Regions from separate parts of the Homo sapiens genome. Here regions 1 and 3 are each linked to region 2. Evidence: chromatin contacts called from ENCODE Hi-C or POLR2A ChIA-PET data. All regions are on one chromosome and are shown on one strand. The core of a region is the stretch at or near the end of the contact, and the rest is flanking DNA. Distances in the headings are between cores, read along the strand shown. Region 1 has its middle 98 kb from the start of VGLL2. Region 2 holds the start of VGLL2 (vestigial like family member 2). Region 3 has its middle 130 kb from the start of VGLL2.

Region 1 (3,440 bases), core at 588-3,087, 98 kb before region 2:
GCTTGCAGTTGCTGCTCTGCCTCGTTTTGTTTTGTTTTGTTTTGTTTAAGACCCAGGAAGTACTGACATCATTGTGGAAGTATAGAATTCAGTTTCACCAATAAATCAAACTTGGCTCAAGCTGTTAGTAATACTGTCACATTTACAAAGTCAGGCTGAGACTAAGTGACTCAAGAGACTGATAACAAGATATAAAGCTTTTCACCTCCAAGCCTCTGTCTTTAATCAGGCCAGGTCCATGTTGTTGGCCAAGACCTGGCAGAACCCTGAACCAGGGGTCATTATCAGAATTGGCCTGATAAGACTCCACATGGGAAGAGCTATGAGGACAGTAAGGCCAGACGCTGGGTTTTCATAAACAAGTAAAGGGCCAAAGAGCTGAATGTGGTCAATAGAGATGGTCAAAGAGCAGGTGGTAAAGGTTTTAAAGGAAAAATAAAATTTTTATTTTTCCTTTAAAAAGAAAGGAAATGCCTATGGCATGGCAGAAAGGATGGCCATCCCCACACTAGAGAGGGCTACTTTGTTCCTTCTTTGACACCAAGAGCCAGTGATAAAGGTCTGGAGAGAGGTGTGATTGTTGTTAGGTGTGACTGCTAATTTTGTGTACCAACTTGTCTAGGCCAAGGTACCCAAATATTTGGTCAAACATTATTGTGGACGTTTCTATGAAGATATTATTTAGATGAGAATAACATTTAAATCAATAGACTTTGAGTAAAGCACATTGCCCTCCAGAATGTGGGTGGGCCTCATCCAATCAGTCAAAAGCCTCAATAGAAAAAGACTAAACTCTCTCCAGAAGAAGAGAGAATTCAGCCAGCAGCCTGCCTTAAGACTGCACCAGCAACACCACCTCTCTTCTGTGTCTCCAGCCTGCCTGCCTATTATGCAGATTTTGGACTTGCCAGCTTCCATGATTGCGTGAGCCAATTTCTTAAATCTCTCTCTCCAATCCCTCTGTTTTGCCCTATTGTACTCCCTTTTTCCACAACGTCCAAACCCATAAAACATTTATCCATACTTGTATGCCTTCCCTTTTTTTGAGTGCAAGAGATGTCTCTGCTCCTTTCCAGTGATGATCCTTGCTGTTAAGCTCACATCTACCTCCTATTGAGTCCTTCAGCAACTTGACTTAAAAGTATTTTCCTTTTTTGCTTGAATATCATGTCTCTGACTTCTCTACTGACTGTTATCTTTGAATATACACCCCTGCTCAAGGTGCTTTCATCCAAAAAAATTCTTACTTCAACCTCGCCTGAATCATAAGTGAACACCACAACTCTATCTTCCCTCCCTACCAGACTTTCCTCCCTAATTTCCTGTTTATATTCTATCCCCCACTCTACTGAAAACATTGTTAATCACCATAATGATAACTGAATTTTAACATGCCTATTATGGACACTTTATAAAAAATACTTTGTTTTTAACACAGCTTGTGAAGCAGATAGTATCATTAACCCTATCATTTGTAAAAGAAAATTAAGGCTTAAAGGCATTAAGTAGCTTCTTCAAGATGACACAGCTATCAATATTTAAACCCGAGTTGATGTGATGTCTTTTAACATCTAGTTCTGCTTGCTTACTCATTGGCATTTTCTGACATTCCCTGACGTTACAGTACCCATTCCCCTGTCTCTGTTCTCTTTTGCAAGCTTCTGTTTGCCCACTGGGGGAGCTTGCGCCCTACTATTTTTCTGTTGGCGATCCACAGTTTCCTTAACAGCAGATCCACTAGCAGAACAGCTTCAGTGACTCTGCCCTCAAGTTGAGTGTGCTGCCTGTGAGGCACAGGCATGTGGCCACTACAGAAGCATGGTCTGAGAAAGGGAAGGCTGTCTGCACCTGCTGTGTCCAGCCAGGCTCTGAGTCATGCGGTGAGTCCCTAGTGGAAAGTGAGGGAAGCAGAGGGGCAAACGTGGGCATGCCTTCCACACCCTTCAGGGAATGCAGAAAGAAACCAAGACCAAGAAAGAAGAGCAGCACAGCCGGAAGAAAAGAAAGGCAACCCTGAATACAATCCTAAGAATTTAGTTTCATGAAGAGAGCATGACCCTCTAACCACACTTACTTAGAAGGAAGCTGGCTTACCACCAGAAAAGGCTGTTGTGTACCAACAGTAGTTTCACCACCGTGCAAAGAATGCATTCCTTACACGCAGCTGCAGCATGCCAAGCTTCCAAGCTTTCCCTCGGGCTATCATCTAAAATAGACTCATTCCCATGAATGCTCTCAATTCTGAAAAATACCTGGTTTTCCTCTCCAAAACATGTTTAACTTTTAACAGGTGCCTCCTGTGCCCAAAGGAGTAATTATAGTGAAGCCCTCAGGCATCTTTCCTGACCAGTGACAGGATATTCGGTGGGATACCAGGTCAAGCTGGATAGACATTTATCTTGTTCCCTTAGAGATAAGTCCTGGTTAAGGTTGTAACCCAAGCATTGCCTAATTCCACATTGGATCCATCATCCATGAATTTAGGTACACATCTTTGATTCCATTTGCATTTTCACATTCCTCCTGGAATCCAAAGTCTAATCTTCCCATGCCCTGGGATAGGAAGTGGAGGCACCATCACTGCAGAGATTTGGCCTCTCCCATGGAAGCCATTATGCTCCTGATCCAGAGCTTTGTGGCACCCATTTCCCCCACTTATGTGAAGAGGCTGTCAAAAAGCTTCTCTTAGCAAAGCAGTGTTGGGTTACCAACAGCTGGTAACTGTTCTCTGCAGCCAGGCTGCAGGCTAGTGGGCAATTACGGGTTAAATGTGTGAGGTTGGCTGTGGGTGGCTGCTCTATAACCTGGGCCTCCTGGAGACATGATGCCTTAACTGGAGGATGGCTCTCATGGTAGGAATTACAGAACCTGGCAAGACGGCAGGGAGAGATATTTCAGGGCAGTCAGGCTTTCCAGAACCCAAAATAACAACCAGTAAGAGGCGGCCTACATGGCCCCCACAGAAGGTCAAGCCACCCCTGCTCTGTCAGCATGAACCCTTTGAATCATCTCAACACTTTCTGTTTAGCCAAGCTCTCCCCTCTCCCTGCCCACCATCCTTCTCAGGCTTCAGAGTTATCTTTGAAATGGAGAGGCAATCAGGAATCATTTATCTTTTTACTTAGACTTGATAGAGAATGTCAAATGGGTAAGGCACAAGCTACTGGGGAGACAGCACCCTCCTCTGATCACAGGACTGGAGAAGCTCAATGCTGAGGCAGTCATAGAGAGCTGGCTAGAACTCACATTACCACGATTGCTCCCACAAATCCCAGTTATCCCAAGGATACCGAATCTGTTCCTTGAACCACTGCTCCTTTTCCCTCAAAATGAGTGATGTAAGTATGACAATCATCCACACACAGGATTCCTCTCCCACCACTCACTTTCCATTCCTGCTAGAGGCTCCAAGACACAGCCAGTTAAGCTAAAGATTCCCT
Region 2 (3,576 bases), core at 263-2,762:
GAGCCATTTCCCATCTATAAATTGGGCAACACCAAAACTGCAACCCTAAAACAATTTGGCTTAAAATACTCACTTTTAAAACACAAATAGATCTTCAAGGGTTCATTTATTCACAGTCTTATAGCCTGAGACTCTATAAAGACTTTCTGTTGTATTTAAGCTGGGGAATAACTAGGGTTTGAAATCCATGCTGCCTCTTTCTTGAGTCTAGACTCTTAATGCTCCCAACCTGTTCCCTTGGTCCCCCCAAGTCTGGCCCGCCTCTATTCCCGTAATGCCCCTTCCGCCACCTGACCCAGCCATGGAGATAGCCTTGTCTCAATGCATTCCTAAACTTATAGAACTGAAGACTCCACTGTTACACCCCCTTTCCAGAGGGCTTGGTGGGGGGTAGGCTTGAGAAGGATGGGTAGGGTCGCAGGAAGGAGGGCGAAGCCAGCAGACCTCTCAGGGAGGGCCGGAGAGAGAAAGGGGTGAAGGTTTTATAGTTGGAGTGCATATACTTCCAGCTCTCCAAAATGAAACATACCATCGCAGCTGGTATTACCGGCTGAATAGGCAGCAAAAGACCTCTCTGTGTACGGGTCCTAGTATGCTTCTTCTTAGCGCCAACGAGTCCTTGTCCCCAAAGTTGCCAAAACTTTAAAGGACCCCGGCCAAGGAGACCCCAGCATGAAAAGCCAGACATCCGAGGCCGGGTAAAGCCTCCTGGACTCCTCGAAAGCAGCTCACACCGGGAGCAGCCGGAAGCGGGCGCGATCTATGCGAAGCTAACGGGTTCCGGTGGAGAACATCAAAGAGAAAGGAGCAGGATCGAACTTTAGAGGGGCAGAAGGGCACGGCCCAAGAGAGCAGAATTGGGGTGTGGGACAGGCGGCGGGAGGACCAGGTTAGAGGGAGCGAAAGGAAGTGGATTAGAGGACAGCGGTTACAGGTTTCAGCCACTGCCATTTCCCCGCAGAGGTAGCTCTTCTGCGCCCTGGAGGGGTACCCGGACTCCCACATCCTGTCTGCCACGACCCGGACTCCCTAGGGGATTCCAAGGGACAGCACCGTCCTCCCCATACATCATCAGGAACCGAAAGCAGAGAATTTGCCCCACCTCGGCACTTCTGGAAGCACCCACTCAACTACAGTATGAGACAAGGGCTTTCCTAAGAGACCTTTCTCCAACTTTCTTTCTCTGCGTGTATGAGCCCGGATCCCTTCGTCCCCGCCTCCTTCTCTCTCTCTCTTTCTCTCTCTCTCCTATTTTGTCCTGGGAGATTCCTACTCGCGGTGCGAAGCCTCGGATCCGCTGGGAACCGCATAGTCTCCGGCACCCTTGGCCGCATGCTTGTCAGAGGTGGGCCCCGGGAAACACACTCGCTGCCCCTCCAACAAGCGTCCCTCGCTCCCCATTGGCCCCCCGGTCCCCGCCCCCCACCGCCCCCTCCCGCTCCGCAGCCCCCGAGTGGCGTCAGCACGCCCGCCGGGCATGGGCTTTAAATGCCCACTAGCGGGAGCTCAGGCGCTTCTGCCCTGGAGCGCGGTCGGGAGTAAAATCGCAGGAGTGGGAGGGTAGCGAGCCAGCTGGATTCCGAGCCGCGGAGCGCGCTGGCTTTGCTCCGCCTGATGACTCCAGAGCGCGGGTCCAAGCGCCGCCCATGCAGCACCCCTGAGCTCCGGGGAAGGAGAGTTAATGAAAAAACACTTAACCGTCTCCGCTGCGGAGAGTCATGAGCTGTCTGGATGTTATGTACCAAGTCTATGGTCCTCCGCAGCCCTACTTCGCAGCCGCCTACACCCCCTACCACCAGGTACGTGTCTCCTCTGGGGACTTTGGGAAGGAGTGCGCGCCCCCCGTTTGCGGCGGCATGGCCTGTACGCCAAGGTCTGCTGTGCCTCCGCGCGTCTCGGGCGTCCGACCACGACCGGCGCAGCCGGGATGCGGGGATTGCCGGAGCCGCCCCCAGTTGGTAGTGCAATTAGCTAACCCCTTTAGCTCGCCTGTTTGCTCTCGGGAAGCAGCTAAGCCCTGCTAATGTGAGCCTAGGTCTTCCCTGGAATAATCAGAGGAAGATGGCACGGGCTGGATTTTCTTCTTAGGGTCTGTCGGACTCCAGATTCTTCCAAGCCAGGTGCAGGTACCAGGAAATGCAGGCAAAGCTGACGCAGGAAAAACCAAACTTTGGTCCCAATGGTGAGAGTAACAACAAAACCAAAAGCGAAGGCCAGCCAGCCTCTTTCTGAGATGCAAGGGCCGGTGTTCTCATCCCTGCAAGTTTATCTCAGGAATAATTTCTTCCGTTTCAATTCTCTGGCGACCAGGGCAATTAATTCCAGATCCAGAGAATTCATTTCAAAGAGCACCGCGCAGTTTTATAATTTTTTCCTTTGCGAAGTTCTGGGAGCATTATCCGGAGTGCGAATGACCCGGCAGAGGCGAGCCTGATAGACAATACTTTGCCTTTCTCCAGCCTGAGTAGGTGAATGGGGAAGCCCTGCTTCCAACAAACACTTTAAGAAGACCACTCAACCCGGGTTCTGCAAACTCTTCAAGTTCCATTTAATTCTGCCAGTTTCTCTTGTCTTCAGGCTGCGTCTGTTTGAACCATTTTCCTTCCATTTCCTCAGCTGAGGTAGCAGAAACTGAGGACAGTAGTGCAGGAAAAGAATGAAATCATACACCTGGGAGGCTGTAGGGGTCCCCTCCAGGTTGGAAAGTGAGAGCTTGGTCACCTGCTTTGGGGAAATTGAAATACACCCCAATGCCCCAGTGGATGCTTTTGCTAATTTTGCCTGCAAATTTAAAATGTCTATTCGAAAATTTCCCGATAAATTAATGATGGACCGGATAGGGTTCACTTTTTGTTTTCTTACCTCCTCTTCTCTTTTAAACTTCACAACTTGCAGTTTGTTTTGCCTCAGTGTTAATTTTAAGAATCACCAGAGTTCCTCTTGTAGGGAAGGTGGCATTTAGGAAGTGGTGATATTGCTAAATCTTACATCGTTTTGTCCCCAATTATTTCAAACCTTTTGGCTCCAGCTTCTGAAATGTACTTCTTCCCAGGGTGGGACTATGGCAAGCAAAGAGGAGAGAGGTGGATTGGTTTTCTGACTGGCCCTTTCTTCTCCCAGACCCCGAACCAATCTATTGCATGAAGATCTCTGTTCATTTTTGTATGACTCGGGCCGCCTCTTCAAGGCCATCTCTGCCTGCAGAATGCTTTAACACTTCATTCAGTCCATTGCTCATTTCTAAGAAAATGTTCACAGAAGCTGCGCCTGCTTTTTAAAATCACTATGAGACATGCCGATTTACCCCACCTCACAGCCAGGATCTTAACTTTCTTCTGTCTGCTCCTTTTTATCATTTCCTCAATGTGTGTGGAGATGATGGGGGTGGAAATACTCGTAATCCACTGGTCTTTCGTTATTAAAGAGAAGATCTGTTTAAAAACTGATATAGGGATAATAAAAAAAAAATCAACTTGCATTTATTAAAATGATCCGTGTTTCCCCAGTCATGTTACCCCAGATTTTTACCCCACACAATTCATTACTAAATGTAATTATTTCAAACTTTTTGTGGCA
Region 3 (3,644 bases), core at 569-3,068, 130 kb before region 2:
TGTGATCTCGGCTCACTGCATGCTCCGCCTCCCGGGTTCACGCCATTCTCCTGCTTCAGCCTCCCGAGTAGCTGGGACTACAGGCGCCCGCCACCATGCCTGACTAATTTTTTGTATTTTTTTATTTTTTCAGTAGAGACGAGGTTTCACTGTGTTAGCCAGGATGGTCTCAATCTCCTGACCTCGTGATCCACCCGCCTCGGCCTCCCAAAGTGCTGGGATTACAGGCATGAGGGAGCTTATTTTTACCATACGAAGATAGTCCTAAAGATGATCCTAAAAAGAAAAAAAAAAAACCCTCCATCTTACATACATCCGTTCTTCCCCCTGCCAACTTACAACCTACACTCAGTTTCCAGTGGTACAAATTGTCCACCAGCATCAGGCAGGCAGCCTGATAAGAGTCTTAATAGGACCCCTGCTGATGCGCATCTCTGTTCTCTACTCAGCTGTCCCATCCTGCAGCTACAGTTCTAAAGTTACAGGACAGTTTCTAACTTTGTGCTTGTCCCAAGGCATCAGAACCAAGGCACATGATTTGTAATTTATGAGGACACCCACAGAGCTGTCACTTGCAAGGCAGGTGTTGGGAAAATGGCAAGCAGCTCTAGGAAAGAAAAGAAGTCTGATCTCACCCCTGAATAATGGTGGCCAACCTAGTCATGGATAGGAAGCGTTGACATAAGCGAGCTTTAAAAATAAAGCAATGGCTCATCTTGCTAAAGGCACTCTCTGTCTTTACGCAGTTAAAGGTAACAGAATTTAAGTAATCTATGAACAAATTAGGCATTGTGTTTACCTGAGGCATCTTGTTTACTTTTGAACTATGCTTTGCCATCTAAACTGCCAATTTCAGGTATCCTATGGATAAACAGGACAAATCAAAATTCAAATCAATAGTCCCACAGAGTGCAAAGGATAACGATCTCCCAACCTCCCTAAATAAAAAATACAATGTGGAAACCAAAACAAATTAACTCAAGAGCTAGATTAAAGGAATTTTAATAAAAACATTTAAAAATACAAATTGTCAATCAATATGTTAGCTGCCTAATATTTTTGTGTCAACTGAGTTTGGTCTCATTGCAGCTTATTTTAAATTCCAATTTATGGTAATATTTCAGAGACTAATAAAGTGTAATTTAATCTGAAATTGATTTAGATGGAGTGGAAGTCTATTTATAAGTAAAAGTAGAGTGAAAGTCTTGAGGCATTTTCAAAGCGCCACAAGGCACACATTGCTACTCTGGATGGAAAGAATATCAGCTAGGAAGCAATCTGAGCTGCGAAACCAAATGACATCATGATGAAAAGGTTCCAAGATTTAAAAAGTATTGCTTACTGATAGGCAGCTCAGCTTTCCATCTTGGGCCTGAGAGTTCCAGTGGGATGTCTGTGTTACAATGCAAGTCTAGCCAACTTCACACTATGGGAAAGCCACAATGATCATAGAGAATCAAATATCAGGAGATTGCTGGTTGCAATTGGAACTTTCACATTACCAAACTAGAGGATTTTTTTCCTTCCTTTGGTAAGGACAGATCGGATTGGCCGATATTTCTCATTACCACATTCTTAAAATCTTCCTTCCTTATAACTTGCATCCTGGTATTGACAGCTCACATCCTTCTTACAGATTTCTTTATGTTGCCTACTAACAAAGAGTCCACAAACCACCCAATGACATAATCCATTGTGTCCTGCACCCTCCTGCCTCTACCATAAATGATCAGGGCTGAAAAGAACAGTTAAGGAGGTTCTGGAAAACTCCAAGCCACATATTTGGCTCTTAGCCTGGAAAAACTCCTGACAGAAAGCCTGTCTGGTGCCCTTGGCAGAGCCCCACAAGATCTAGTAAAATGCCAAAGAGGAGGCAGCATGACATCAAGAGGGAAGTGTATTGTAAAGCAAAAGTGTTACACCTGGCCAAGGCAGATTTGAGAAATTATTATTGACTGGTTGGATGACTGCAATATAGGTATAAAAACACAGAGCCAGTATTCTTGTGTCAATTTTTATTTGGTGGTTTCAGACCAAACTTCCTTCCTATTTATTTGGCTTTTTTTCTAAGAAGTGGAATATAGAGTCTTGAGGAAAATGAAAGGATATCTCTGAGCTGCCCTTTTCCTTCTTTGCAAGAATCCAAAGGGAAGACAAAGAGATTGAAAGCTCAAGGAGGAAGTCACTAAAATAGCTGGAGAACATCCAATATTTCACATTGAATCTCAGCTCAGCAACTGTGCACACCAGCTTGATCTCTGTTGTAAGAGCCTCTGAGGTTGGATTCTTCCATTGTTGTCCTCCTATCTTATCTACCTTCACCATCCCACATGTTGGACTGATCTGAAAGTGTGAGATCCTAAGGAGGTGTGAAGGGGGAAGGTTTGTCCTGAACACTCAGCTGTTGGAAAATCTCTAAAGATCCACTAGCAAGCCAAGTATTTTAGAATGCTCTGCATTTCATCAGAATGCATGTTCATGAACAAACACCAAGAAACTTCAAGCCTGAGGGCTTGAAGAGTAGGAGATGGTGGAAACAGCCATCAACTTATACTCAGACTTAAAAATCTCTGGCTTATCTGCAAGGTCTGCTTCAGGTTAATAAAAGAACACATTAAAACCTGAATTTTACCATTCATTATATATTCTTCATTATTACAGAGATGACGATAAGGAAAAAGCTCAGATGTCTTGATGTGTTGATAAAGGACCTAAAGACAAATACAAATGATGTTAGGTTTCTGGTCTTTTAAACCTGAGTACGAACAATGCTTTGGCCACTTATGGGCTATGTGAACTTGGTCAAATTACTTTATCTCTCTGAGCCTCATTTTCCTTATCTGCAAATAGGGAAAAATGCTTACTGTGTGGTATTATGATAAAGATGAATCAAGATGATATATGTGAGGCACCTAGGAAAATAATAGTCTATTTTTATCACATGGATTGACTTATTGCTATTAGCTAGTTGCCTTTTAACATGGATAGGTATATTTATTTAACAAATATTTATTTCTCACCTGCCATAAGCCAGGCATCCTTTAAAATAAGTTATCTTGAAAAAAATGAAAACATACATTAGTTAAAAAACCCAAGAAGATTTTTATCATCTCTTTTACATCTGGCTCCATCCAAGGCATTTAGGGAATATAAAAGTGGAATACTCAAATGTGTAGATGACACATCATGACATGTATTGAAAAAAGCAGTGTATGACTAAGTACCAAAATGAAACAACACAGATTTAAACTCTCAGGCTTTATTCAGCATAGCACTCTAAAGATATGATAAACTTTTAGCTTTCTTAGAACTATATAAAGAATTTTCTCCGAAGACCTGATCATATCTAATGTATGTTATTTCAAGGCTTATAGAATTCTCTTACACTATGTTAGAATAGTAGTACTTCAATTTGAACTTCTATAATTAGATTGAAGAACTTCCTCAAACTTTGTTTCTGTTCCCAATATACTGAATATACCCAATATACTGAAAAGGAAATGCTAATTTGCCTATCACTACTTGGATTTAGAGCCAGAAGTAACTGTATTTCAAGTTATCTAAATTCCCTGACCCTCAGGTATTTTATCTGTAACATAAGGATAATCATTTCTTCTATAATATTGTTATAAATAACATATGTC

Evidence for each region. Hi-C counts contacts between places; a loop is a spot of excess contacts on that map. ChIA-PET counts read pairs that join two places held with the same protein, here RNA polymerase II (POLR2A). Pooled maps may share reads with other maps.
Region 1: a loop to region 2 is called in a map of cardiac septum, with 2.1 times the contacts of the local background. The contact joins the enhancer-like site here to the promoter of VGLL2 in region 2. A Hi-C loop is called at or near these places in 1 of 168 maps with a recorded cell type or tissue (cardiac septum) and 1 of 50 pooled maps.
Region 3: a loop to region 2 is called in a map of gastrocnemius medialis, with 9 times the contacts of the local background. The contact joins the enhancer-like site here to the promoter of VGLL2 in region 2. A Hi-C loop is called at or near these places in 3 of 168 maps with a recorded cell type or tissue (cardiac septum, gastrocnemius medialis and psoas muscle) and 4 of 50 pooled maps. POLR2A ChIA-PET finds 5 or more read pairs at or near these places in 1 of 52 experiments (Panc1).

Annotation. Positions count from the first base shown.
Region 1 is chr6:117,166,039-117,169,478 of GRCh38, forward strand. No RefSeq gene overlaps it. Among named protein-coding and RNA genes, the nearest start is that of VGLL2, 98 kb to the right of the region's middle. Within about 2 kb of position 1,838, at least 4 of the 41 ENCODE cell types and tissues checked have a DNase peak (open chromatin) inside an H3K27ac peak, as active enhancers do.
Region 2 is chr6:117,264,046-117,267,621 of GRCh38, forward strand. It overlaps VGLL2 (vestigial like family member 2), which reads left to right and starts at 1,513. Exons shown (of 4, transcript NM_182645.3): 1 at 1,513-1,799. The coding sequence starts at 1,719. LOC105377964 (a long non-coding RNA gene) reads right to left here and starts at 1,029. Exons shown (of 2, transcript XR_942911.3): 1 at 530-1,029.
Region 3 is chr6:117,137,318-117,140,961 of GRCh38, forward strand. No RefSeq gene overlaps it. Among named protein-coding and RNA genes, the nearest start is that of VGLL2, 130 kb to the right of the region's middle. Within about 2 kb of position 1,819, at least 2 of the 41 ENCODE cell types and tissues checked have a DNase peak (open chromatin) inside an H3K27ac peak, as active enhancers do; they include gastrocnemius medialis, where a contact is called at or near this core.